2 separate regions of the Homo sapiens genome follow, and region 1 is linked to region 2. A link is a contact called in ENCODE Hi-C or POLR2A ChIA-PET data. All regions are on one chromosome and are shown on one strand. The core of a region is the stretch at or near the end of the contact, and the rest is flanking DNA. Distances in the headings are between cores, read along the strand shown.

Evidence for each region. Hi-C counts contacts between places; a loop is a spot of excess contacts on that map. ChIA-PET counts read pairs that join two places held with the same protein, here RNA polymerase II (POLR2A). Pooled maps may share reads with other maps.
Region 1: a map of OCI-LY7 shows a loop between it and region 2 (4-fold over the local background). The contact joins two enhancer-like sites. A Hi-C loop is called at or near these places in 1 of 168 maps with a recorded cell type or tissue (OCI-LY7), 8 of 37 single-sample maps with no recorded cell type and 10 of 50 pooled maps. POLR2A ChIA-PET finds 5 or more read pairs at or near these places in 7 of 52 experiments (A549, CD4-positive, alpha-beta T cell, IMR-90 and 4 more).

Annotation. Positions count from the first base shown.
Region 1 is chr6:25,400,286-25,406,190 of GRCh38, forward strand. All of the region lies in intron 2 of CARMIL1 (capping protein regulator and myosin 1 linker 1), which reads left to right. The region is part of intron 1 of LOC124901281 (a long non-coding RNA gene); the gene reads right to left. Among named protein-coding and RNA genes, the nearest start is that of CARMIL1, 120 kb to the left of the region's middle. RefSeq lists an enhancer at 4,463-4,672. Within about 2 kb of position 4,611, at least 10 of the 41 ENCODE cell types and tissues checked have a DNase peak (open chromatin) inside an H3K27ac peak, as active enhancers do; they include OCI-LY7, where a contact is called at or near this core.
Region 2 is chr6:25,488,609-25,494,969 of GRCh38, forward strand. It overlaps CARMIL1 (capping protein regulator and myosin 1 linker 1), which reads left to right. Exons shown (of 37, transcript NM_017640.6): 14 at 3,124-3,201; 15 at 3,340-3,416. Among named protein-coding and RNA genes, the nearest start is that of SCGN, 160 kb to the right of the region's middle. Within about 2 kb of position 1,981, at least 5 of the 41 ENCODE cell types and tissues checked have a DNase peak (open chromatin) inside an H3K27ac peak, as active enhancers do; they include OCI-LY7, where a contact is called at or near this core.

The sequences.
Region 1 (5,905 bases), core at 3,361-5,860, 86 kb before region 2:
AGAAAGTCCACACCCAGCGCCTGGTTCTGCCTGTGCCCATTCTGACTGCTTTATCTTCAGTGCTTTAGATGAATGTGCATCTTCCTGGATGCTTTTCCTTCCTGCATGATTTGGAAGAATTAGAATCAGTCTTCCTTCCATGAGTTTCCCAGGGAATCAGAGGGACTTTTTAAGCATAATGATGGAATTTTTATTGTCACCTTTTGTTGTAAAATGCTCTATAGATGAGAAATAGATTATATCCATCCCCCCACCAGCTGTGCTTCATGGTAATGGCCAAAAAAATGTTCAGAATTAAGACTGGGAATTTTTTGAATTCATATCCCAAAGCTCCTTTAAAAACTTATAACTTGGGGAACTAAAACAAAGTCATTTTAGAAGGAAATGGGTTTTTCTCTAATAATGGCCATCAGAATGATTACCCAAGTGATGTCACACAGCTGGCAACCTTCTTAGGGAAGGTAACTGATAGCAGAGGAAAGTCTGCCTTTCTCTATGTTAGCACTTCAAAAACCAATTGTTCCTAGAATCTTCAGTGTCATCATGAAACATATATAAAGCCTCTGCCTATTGTTTGAGTCTCCTCTCACTAAGAGGAACCATCAATTCAGACTTGCCCAGACTCATTGAGAAGACCAGGCTAACCAAGCCATCCTTAAGAAATTTTTCTAAATTCCAAGAAGCAAAAGAATATATTTTTATTATTAAATAGCTAACATACTTACTTTAGTTTAGATTTATGATATAGTTCTAGTTTTAGGGTTTTCCTGCATATTGTATGGTACTTTTATCTCCATATATAATATATTTAGTATATTTATGCTTATTTCACAGGAACTAATAACATTTATACAGTTTTGAATTATTTTAACGGTTCACATTTGTTTCACCTTTGCTTTTATAACATTGTTATGTCTCAGCTCTTAATTAATAATGTTGCAGGGATGCAATTGCTAATTTTAATATTCCCCCCCAGAAGAAACATTTTATACACAAACACACACACACAAAATGTATATGTATATATACATACACACACAAAATGTGTGTGTTTATAGATACACATATAAAATGTGTATATGACATTGTGTGTGTATATATATTGGAGTAAAAAGCAAGGATAGTCAGCTCCTATGTTTGCTTATACAAGACACAGGAACTCAAGCTCGCTTGCTTGTAAAGTGAATAAAATTGTGTTCTTATGCAAGTGTCACAGTTTTCCTGGGACTCAGTTTCCTCATTCTCAAAGAAGGAATTTAACTGATGAATTCAAGGATCAACTCTAAACTCATTGAATTGCCTTATTAATCTCTTGGGTCATGCAATTCAGTGATATAACTAGGGTTAGCCTGAGTGTTTCAAAGCAAGATTAATGGAAGCTCATTCGCCAGCTGTCGGGTTAGGAGATTATTCACAAATGTTGCCCTGTCATTTGAATCTGGTAGGGTTTGCTGATGAATAAATGAACCCCATTATACTGACAGCCACCTCACTAATCGATCCTAACTAAACCACCTTATCCTCTTCACCTTCCAATTGTGTAGCCAGCAACTTGCCAGATCTCAGGGACGTTGTTGGGACATGTGGAAGGTCTGAGACAGAGGGCCGGAAGGACAGACAATGCCACCAACTCTATTAATCAGTCCGCATTTCTCAGACCTGGCTCTCAGCCTACTGAATTTGACAACCAAGGATTTGCGTGTAGTTTTTTTTTTTTTTCATTTTCAATTAATTTCCCTTTTTATGCCTTCCTAATTTCTCTTCTTTTCTGACTAAGCTATATATTTACACTGTGAAATTGACTGTCATTAATCTTTTTCTGCCTTGATTTCCTCAACTAAAAAATGGTTAAACTAATACCAGCCCTTTCATTCATGGTGATCTTGGGAGGAAAAAAAAAAGAGATAACTGATGTCAGAGAGTGCTTTGAACTTAAAGCAGGAAGATTGTTCAATTATAATAAGACTCTTCTATCTTTATTTTTATGTGACATTTAGAATGTTAGCGTTGAATACGCGTCAAGGAAGAAAATCCCATTTTGAATGACAGTGTTAGAATGACGGCCTGTAAGATATTGGAATTGCATGCAAAAACCAAGAAAATGTGTTTAAAAACTGCTAAGACCAAGCCAGCTACTGTTTCTTTTCAAAGAATATATGTAGGGAATAGGAGAATTAGGTAACTCTAGGGCATAATAAAAAAGAAGAACATGTGCTTTCTGATTTTGCCAATCTATTTTGTACTTACTTTATAATTCAATTTTAAGAGTAAAGTGTAATGTCTGATTCATGAATGTTTTACTGTGTAGTGATTTTTTCTTCTTCTAGAGCTGTATGGTCCAGTATGATAGCCACTAGCCATAATTGCTATATTAATTTAAATTAAATAAAAAATTTAGTCACACTAGTCACACTTCGAGTGCTTAGTAGCTACATCGTGGCTGGTGGCTCCTGTATCTGAATGTGCAGATACAGAACATTTCCAGAAAGTTCTGTGAGAGAACACTATTCTAGGGGAACAGAGAAAAGGTGAAAGGATATTCCCATTCTCCCTTTTCCCAAAATTGTGTTTTAGAATTTAAATAGAATCTCAGGTTATATATTATAGGTATTATATTTACAATATACATTTGAAATTATTAGAGCATGAAGGTGGTGGTTGAGCAGGAAAGCACAACTCCAGAAGATCATTTTTTCCCCTACTGAGGACAAACATAATTTGATAATCTTCAGAATAACACTTGGAAAATTCTGGAACCAGCTGTTTCCTCTCAAGTTGCATTTCTTCCATAAAGAGTTTTTTTTTTTTTTTTTTAAAAACAAAACAAAAAACTTCATCTAGGTAACACAGTACCTAGACCAATCCAGGAGTCACTTAAATTGAATTGCTATGTAATTATTTCATGGGTGTAAACCAAACTGTTACCTTAGCAAAATAACTAGTTTTCTCTTATATTCCAATTTCACTTCCTCAGCAAAACCAATGGGCTCCATCATCAGTGTATATCTGGTCTGACCACCTCTCAGCACTCCTGCTAACCTCTGTGGCTTAACCATCACCATCTCTCACAAGCTATTGCCGTTGGCCCCTGCCTGAGCTCCCTGCTTCCACTCTCCTTCTCTCACCCAACATGGCAGTCAGAGATTGGCCTTCAGGGCAATTATCAGTCAGAACAGTGTGGACAACAGCCAATAAAGCCTCACAGACCTCCTGGCTCACCTCACCCCCACCTTATCACCCCTCTGACCTCCCCTGCGCTTACTCCCTTCAAGCCAAGGCTCTTCTTTATTTTTCAATTGCTGCAGGCATATTCTTGCCTCAGGGCCTTTGCGTTTGCTATTCCCTCTGTCTGGACCATGCTTATCCCAGATAGCCATATGGTTCTTTCTCTTACTGCCTTTAGATCTTTCTCAACCTCACTTCATAATTACGTCACACCAAGCTATTTAAAAATGCCACCCACCTAACCCACCACTCCTCTCCATAACCCCCAGGCATTAAGCACGCTCTATTCTCTTTTTGTACTACATTTTTCTCCATAGCACTTATCACCATAGATATGCCATATGTTTTACTTATTTATTCCTGTATAATCTCCTTTGAATGAAATATAAGCTGCTTGAAGGCAGAGCTTTATGTCTTTTTATCCTTGGTGCCTACCACAAGGTAGGCAGTCAGTAATTATTGGTTGAAAGAATTACTCAAATATTTAATGACAGTGTTTGTAAACAAAGAGTGCTAATCTAATTGAAATTCATTTTAGCAAGAGATAGAGAGTCAGGAAGACACATCCTCTGGTGTAACCCTGCCTCCCCTCCACTTCTAAGATTACTCTGGTTTTAGGCTCTGCTTTCTGCCTGGCTCAACAAGGGGCCTCCATTTCTCTCCTGCCTGCACTTGAGGAGCCACATAGAAGGGAGTTTGAACCAGGGCTTCAGGGAGTTGTCTGTGGACAGCTTCTGAGAGAGGGAAGTTGGGGCTTCCCATGTTGGCTGGTCCCTTTGCTGGCTGGCCAGTCCTTTGTCACCATGCCAGCATTCTCAATGGAGGCAAGAAGGGATCTTATGGGTTTTGCAGCAGGGCTGCTTTGGGTATATGTTTGTTTGAACGGGGTAGGGACAGTGGATGAAGGACCCACCTGGAGTTTGCTGCCTTGGGAGGGGAGGTGATGAGCTTTAAACATAATAGAGGCTGGGCGCGGTGGCTCATGCCTATAATCCCAGCACTTTGGGAGGATGAGGTGGGCGGATCACCTGAGGTCGGGAGTTTGAGACCAGCCTGGCCAACATGGTAAAACCCATCTCTACTAAAAATACAAAAATTAGCCAGGCATGGTGGCACACACCTGTAGTCCCAGCTACTGAGGAGGCTGATTCACAAGAATCGCTTGAACCCGGGAGGCAGAGGTTGCAGCGAGCCGAGATCTTACCACTGCACTCCAGCCTGGGTGACAGAGTGAGACTTCGTCTTAAAAAAAAAAAAAAAAATAGAGGTGCAGTGTTCCCTGCTTCACACTAGGAAGTGGTTAATGCCAAACTGGGGCACCCGGCCTGTTTCTGGCAAAGTGCAGGGGAAAGGAAAGCTTGGAAAGGGATCTGTAGCAGTAAAGACAGAGGAGTCACTTTTTGTTTGTTGGTTCCCACTGAGGCACGGCGGAGGAGGCACAGCTGTGCAGAGATCCTGGGTTGCTAATTTCTACATTAAAAGGTGTAGCAGCAGCAGTGTTTATGACTAAACCCGTCAACGTTTCACTTCCTCCTGTTGTGAAGACTGGGTTTGGCTTAAAAAGCTCTGCCTGAACTTTCAGTTTATCTTGAAACTTTGAGACATTTGTCAAAGTGCTGAATGGAGTTATTTTAGTAAATCAGTGATGTTTCTGTGTTCCCTGAGTGAAACACTAGCTGATCTCATTTACCTGAGCTTCGAGAAAGAAAATATTCTCTATTTTTAAAAATAGCTTTGCTCCCTTGAGCATGCCCTTTCTATATGCCCTGGCTTTAGAAGATGGGCTGCCTTATGTTTGAGATTTTTTATTCATTGCCACTAAAATAATATATGGTGATTTGTATACCTCATATAAGGTCTGCCTCATCAGTACCCTGACCCATCCTTTATTGATTATTTAGTTTTGTGGATTTAACCCTGTAGTCCTGTTGGCACAATCAAGGGCAAAATCAAGATCCAGAAAGACATCAGATACCTGAAATCCTTTATTAAAGTGGATTTTGCTTACCCTACATCCATTGTTAGAAATGACATTCCCAGATCGTAAGAGCTGCAGAATTCTGGAACTGAAACTCTGTCTTTCTGTAATGAATTTGTGAATGAGGAAGTTCTTTGAACACAGTAGGCAAAAGGCAGGGGTGTCAGCACTTGACACTTCTATGCCTTTCCTCTACTAGGCTATCTTTTTATTGTTCTATTTCTTTTCCTTTTGGCAGGTGAGTTGGGAATTAGCTAGTAGATCTGTTTTAAGTGGGTAAGCTGCAAACAACAGATTTTTAGGTACTTCCCTTATAGGATATGGCTATTAAACAGGAAGGATGTGTCAATTATGTGGTAGGCAGCAGGATAAAACAGGCAGGACAGAATTATTATCAGATTCACAGACCGTAGCAACTTTTTGCCTTCTAAAATCCTGAATTTTCAGAGGTGGAAATAGGGTGAGAAGGAGCAGTAAAACCTGTTGCATTCATTCACTCAACAGATATTTGAACACCTATTTTGTGCCAGGAATGTACTGGGCACTGAGAAATAGAGCTTTGAATAGGACAGATGTGGTCCCTGCTCCCAGGCACCTTGCAGTCTAATGGGGCTGGTAGATATTAAATATGTAATCCCACTGTTAATTAAAACTGTGATAAGTATTCATAAGAAAATGTGCAAATACGGTGGGAGTATATAA
Region 2 (6,361 bases), core at 731-3,230:
ATCTTCGAAGAAGCTGTGTTTAATAAGCCTGGAATAATTCTAAACATGTCTTTGTAGTGCATTTTCCTGCCTCTCTCTTTGTCATGACACCTTTGAATCATTTAGTTACGAGCTTATGAAGTGTTTTACTGAAAATTCCAGAGCATTCGTTAATTAAATGTCATATATCACCACAATTATTTTTTTTTCTCATTTAGTGATGCTGAAGTTCACATTTTTTTGGAAGTAATGCTGTTGAAGAATTTTTTTCTTCATTTAAAAACATTAGCTTACAGGGACCAGGCATGGTGGCTCACACCTGTAATCCCAGCACTTTGGGAGGCTGAGGCAGGCAGATCACGAGGTCAGGAGATCGAGACCAGCCTGGCCAACATGGTGAAACCCCATCTCTACTAAAAATACAAAAATTAGCCAAGCATGGTGGCACTTGCCTGTAGTCCCAGGTACTCAGGAGGCTGAGGCAGGAGAAGTGCTTGAACCCTGGAGGCGGAGGTTGTGGTGAGCCGAGATTACACCACTGCACTCCAGCCTGGGCGACAGTGTGAGTCTCCGTATCAAACAATAACAACAACAACAACAACAAAAACCCATTAGCTTACAGGTTAAAATTGCCTGGTAAGGAAGATTGGGCACATTAACTGAACTTTCTCATTATTATTATTGTTACTGGGAAGACTGATGGTTATAGGTTACAATTGAAAGGGAGTATTGGGATAAACCTGAGCACTCGTCTATTCCGTGAATAAAATAGGGAGAAGAGTGGTCAACATATAACCTGGGGCCATTTCTTCGGAGTTTGAATATGAAGGCAAAAACTACTCTCTCAATTATAATAAAATTTTTAATGTAACTGAATCAATAATGTAATATTTGGCAGATCTTTGACACAGTGGATTAGGTATTATCTCATTTCCATATGTGGCAAATGATCCCCTCTAGTCACCAAGATAGAATTGTTTCTTTAACAACATGGCCTACACCCAGCGGCCATCTTTGAATGGCCTTAATTTGCATTCCACTGCTTTGCCACAGGGCTGAAAAACACTGTGAAATTTATTCTTATTTCTCTTGTTTTGGTTTACCTGTAAGGCAGGAAGTACAAATGAAGGCCTTTTTGTATTTTTTTTTCCTTTTCCTCTCCCTTGAACTTAAAATTATTTAAATAATACTTGATTCCTGGTGTGCCACGATTTTTCAATCCATTTTCCAGTTTCAGTTGTTACCTTCACTGACAGTTCATAAATCTGCTCCCCCCCAAAATAAAACAAGGCCAATGTGACACCACCAAAATAATACTGTGGCAAAGTAGAAGAATAGAGGGAAGGATAAAAGGAAAGGCTAAAGATTAATAAGATTCAGCTAAAATAGGAACATTAATAGTCACCTAAAACAACAAAATAGCTCAAGATTTCTTTTTCTGGCCAGGGTGGGTCCTGTTGTAGCTTGCTTCTGGGGAGTGGAACGATGAGACCTGAGTGAGAGTGGGCTGGAGGGGAGAGTGGGCGGGGAAGGCAAAAGTTCCAGGAGCCTGGCGGCAGGTGCAGGAGTTTACCTGACCCTGTGCCCTCAGGGAAAGCAGCCTAGCAGGGCCTGGCCTCTTTGGAGAAGTGTGGCCAAATAGTCTTGTCACCATTTCATGGTGATAAGAGCTCCCCCAGCTGGTAGCTGGGAGCAAAGCCACAGTAAACTTAAAAGTCTCTTGAGACAATTTTTGCCAGGCAAACAGAGAGAGAGAGGCAGAGGATCTTCATGTGAGAGCAAAATGACTTTTCTGAATCAGAACTTTTCATAACAACATCCATTCTATGGCTGGGTGTAGTGGCTCACACTTAGAATTCCAGCACTTTTGGAGGCTAAGGCAGGTGGATCTCTGGGGTCCAGGGGTTTGTGACCAGCCTGGACAATATGTTGAAACCCTGTCTCTACAAAAAATACAAAAATTAGCTGGGCGTGGTGTCACATGCCTGTAGTCCCAGCCACTCAGGAGGTTGAAGCGGGAGGATGGCTTGATGCCGGGAAGTGGAGGTGGCGGTGAGCCGAGATCATACCACTGCACTCCAGCTTGGGCGATAGAGCCAGACCCTGTCTTAAAATAAATAAATAAATAAATAAATAAATAAATAAATAAATAAATAAATAAATAAAAAAAAATAAATGTCATTCTGTGTGTATGGTTATTTTAAAGTGTTAAGTGTTTACAGGCTATTTTTTTGCTCTTCTGAATTCCTTGATAGGATTCTTCTGAAGCACCATATAGCCAAACTGCTACACATAGTAAATGTTTGCAAGGACGTACTCAGTATAAGCTTGTTTGTTTTTGCAAGTATCCAGTGGCATCCAGTGAAGCAGAGGAGAATTTAAGCTATTTGCCTGGTGGCAGGGAGCTTGGACTCAGCTTGTTATGGGTGGGCTCTGGCAGTTGCTACACATACAGGGTAATTCCAGAACAACATTGCTGTTGATGTTCAGTATCTCAGTTGAACTGATCTGTTGATCAGTCTCATTATTTTGATGGCCTTGAATGAGAGGACTGGGGAAGTTTAAGCATTGTGACCCCCTGAAACCAGAAGTGTCTTAGCTATTAGTGAAATTTTTAAAAAAGCACTCATATTGCTGCCAAGCCATTCTTGTTAGCTTTGAGAAGTAACTAAGGGTAGAAAAATCATTATGTCGGACAGAAGAGAGGATAGCCTGAGACCATCCTGTGGTTCAGATTCAGATTCGTAGTTCTGCAAACACTTTCAAAAGTGATTAGCATTTTGATAGAGTGATTGCAGTTCAGGTGGTATTTTAATCTCAGGGGTTAAAATGAATTAGCACGGTTCCAAAATTGTATAATAAAAATTAAGCTATCCAGGAAAACTAAGTCATGCATAACAAAATGGGGGTTTGGTTTTCAATATTCCATTTGGCCTTTTTTTAACTCAAACATAATTTTAACTATTCTTGGGATTTTCACTGTCAGGGAACCTAAAGGAATGACAGAAAATTCTGATAATCCCCTTGGGAAGAGCAGAGAATGATCTGAGAAATTCTGGCAACTTCCTTTTAAAACATTAACTTGCATTGTGTGTATGTGTGTGTTTCTAGAATCCTAACATTTATCTTTTATTTTTTTTCAAGCACATGTATAATTTTTTGGCCCAGCCAAATGCCATTGTTCATCTGGATTTATCCAATACAGAATGTTCCCTGGACATGGTAAATTTAAAATATATATATATCTTGCTCTGAGGGGTCTCAGAAGAGCTATTTAGATGGGATGTAGGGGACCTCTAATAAAAGATTCTCCTGGACCTAGAAATACTTGAAAAGAAGAGTGCCTTATTTCTTTTTCAGGTCTGTGGAGCTCTTCTCCGTGGATGCCTTCAATATTTAGCTGTGCTCAACCTCTCCAGAACTGTCTTCTCTCACCGGTATAGATTTATTTCTGCTCTCATTGTCATCTGGAAGTGTCTTCTTCTGAGAAAAGTTGTAGTGATAAGGAAAACAGTGATAAAGGGTGAATGTTGTATATGAAAGAAGGCAGCCTTAAGCATTATCTATGAATATTAGTCCTTGAACATTCAAGTTTTTGTTTTATCATTTTAAGTGTAGGTTAATGTTCTTACCAATAATTCTAGCCTGCCTGCGTGAACTATGTGATAATACACTATTTCTCCTATGTGGTCAGGCAATCTGTCTTAATATGGGAAAAACCCTTTTAGAAACTTTTATAGGTATTTCTCACGGGTGAGCTTGGATGTAGGTATAAACTACTTTCAGAGAGTAAAGAGAATAGTTATCTCAAAGCTCATGCATTTTCACTTGTAGAAGTAATCGAGGGCCAGTCTGACTACTTCACTTATACACTCCTGACTTTAATTGTTTGCAGAATAAGGCAGTAGATTAGAAGCATCAAGGATTCACAGACAGTAGCAACTTAGAATGCAAAGAGACTGCAGAGGAATTATCAGAGGAATTATGAAAAGTACATGGGTTAGATAGGTATGGAATCTGGGAATATCTAAAGAATTAATACAGTTCAACACTTAGCATTTATAATTATGACCATAAATTATAAATAATATTTTAGTTATATGATTTTAAATAACATGGGTATTGGTTAATATTAGAAATATTTTTATTTTTGCTAGTTTTTAAAGGCCTTATATATTTAAAAGGATAACCCTCACTTATTTGGAAAATTCAGTTTTGTAGCATGCTTTATTCCATAACTGTGCCTTGCAAATCAATTACTTTGTATGTTAAAGTACTATTTTTTATTACTTCAATAGTGATTAAATCTTTACAGTAGCAAAAATATGCCACAAATACCTCCATAGATTAAAGTTAGAGAGTGTGAAGTCTGAAAATATAATGGTGGGAAAAGTTGAATTTTCCATGATAACTATATTTTGGCGAACATTTGAGAGTTTTAATTGAAACCTAGTCAACTCATATATTTGAAGCCAGCTTATAAAGCCATGCTTTGGTGGAGGAGTAATTGACTGGGGAACTAGGTTACAAGATGAAAGCACAGACTATAAAGGTTTTTGTATAATCAGCACTTTTGAGTTCAAAATACTGTGAATTCTGTGATGACTGGTCTTCAGTAGAGCTGTTAAGCTTATAGAACAGAATTGCGCTAACAAATTGTCTTGTCTTCCACATGAAAGGTTGTTATTAAACTGTTTAATACCTAATACGTTACCTAGATATAGTTGTAGAAAGCCCTTAGTAATTTTGTTGAAATTACTGCATTTACGTTGAGGTGTGGATTGTCAGCCAGACTATTCATTCTTTTATTCACAGATAATTTCATTAGTGTATCCATCAGGATAAGTTAGATTGTTCCACAGTAACAGTGACCGCTTTCCTCCAATGTCGATGGCTTTCAGCAACAGTGATTTTGTGACATGTCCATTGTGGGCTGGCATATAACCTTCACTCCAGGAGGCAGAGCAGCCTCCTATCTAGAACATTCACAGTCATATAGCAGAGAAAAAGAGATCATGGCGGTGCACATACTGGCTCCCAAGGCTTCTCTCTGGAAGTCATACACATCATTTCTGCTCACGTCTCACTGGCCAAAGAGAGTCACATGGCCAAGCCTGCTGTCAGTAGAGGGATGAAGCATCATCCTTCTTCAAAAAGGGGCAGTGAATATTTGGAAACACTGGAATGCTCAAAACTAAGACAGAATAGCAGGAGAAGAAATATATTTAGAGTAAGTTAACAGTATTTTCTCAGCAGAAAGTGAACAAGAATATACAACTTACATTGTTCCACTATATGGAAACAGAGTTGTTTGAGATTTCTTATATCACATAGTCTACCAGAATTCTCTTTCCTCTTAGTTTTATTTTTCATCTTCTCAGATATTTTGGTTGTTTAGATTTTTCTTCTCAAATAGTCTTCAATTGTCCTGTTTTAAAACTTTAAAAAAAAACCTGTCAAATATTGACAGATTTTCCCAGATCTCTATACATTAAATATTATTATTATTATTATTATTTAAAGTTAGTTTTTATTTATTTATTTATTATTATTATACTTTAAGTTTTAGGGTACATGTGCACAATGAAGGGGAACATTAAATATTATTGAATATTATGTGGTTGAGCTAAACCACTAGGATGCCCTCTTCCCTGAGATTCCATGAGTCCCTCCACAGAATATGAATAACTATCGTTAAGTGAGTGCTTACTCTGCATCAGCCTAAGTGCTTTACATATACTGACTTATTCAATCCTTCCATCATTTCTATCAGATAGAACAGAACAAGCACAGTGTTCAGATTCCATCTTGGACTCCTGAATCCTGTTTTTCTTAAACCCTTATCATATAGTGTTGATGCTACCTTATTATTGAGCTGTATGATTTGATCCACATACTTTTCTCTGTAATAGCAAGGGGATGTATTCAGAGGTTATAGCCATTTTATTTTGTAGTTTTGTCTTTCACTGTTCTAATAGTTGGCCTGAAATGATTAGGTTTTTGGTATGGACATACTAGCTGAATAGGCTATTTGTAATGCAGGCTTCGTGCCATTTGGACTTTCTGTGCTGTTTTAGCTCAACATCAGATCACAGTCTTGTTGCATGTGAAACCTGCTACATCTAAAAACATTGCCAAATGCAGATATTGATCTCTAACATTTTGTGCCACCCAGTGGGAAAGCCTTTAAATTGGTGAGAAATATACATCTTCTCTGACCTCCTATTTTTAAAAATTCCAAACCTGGAGTTTCCTGATCAAGAGGTAAAACTCAATGAATTCATTGGCTATGAAGAATAGCAATGAATTGTTTTATGGACTAAATATTTCTTTACCTCACTTATGTGGTTCCTTTAATGATATTGGATTTATGGCTTTAGGT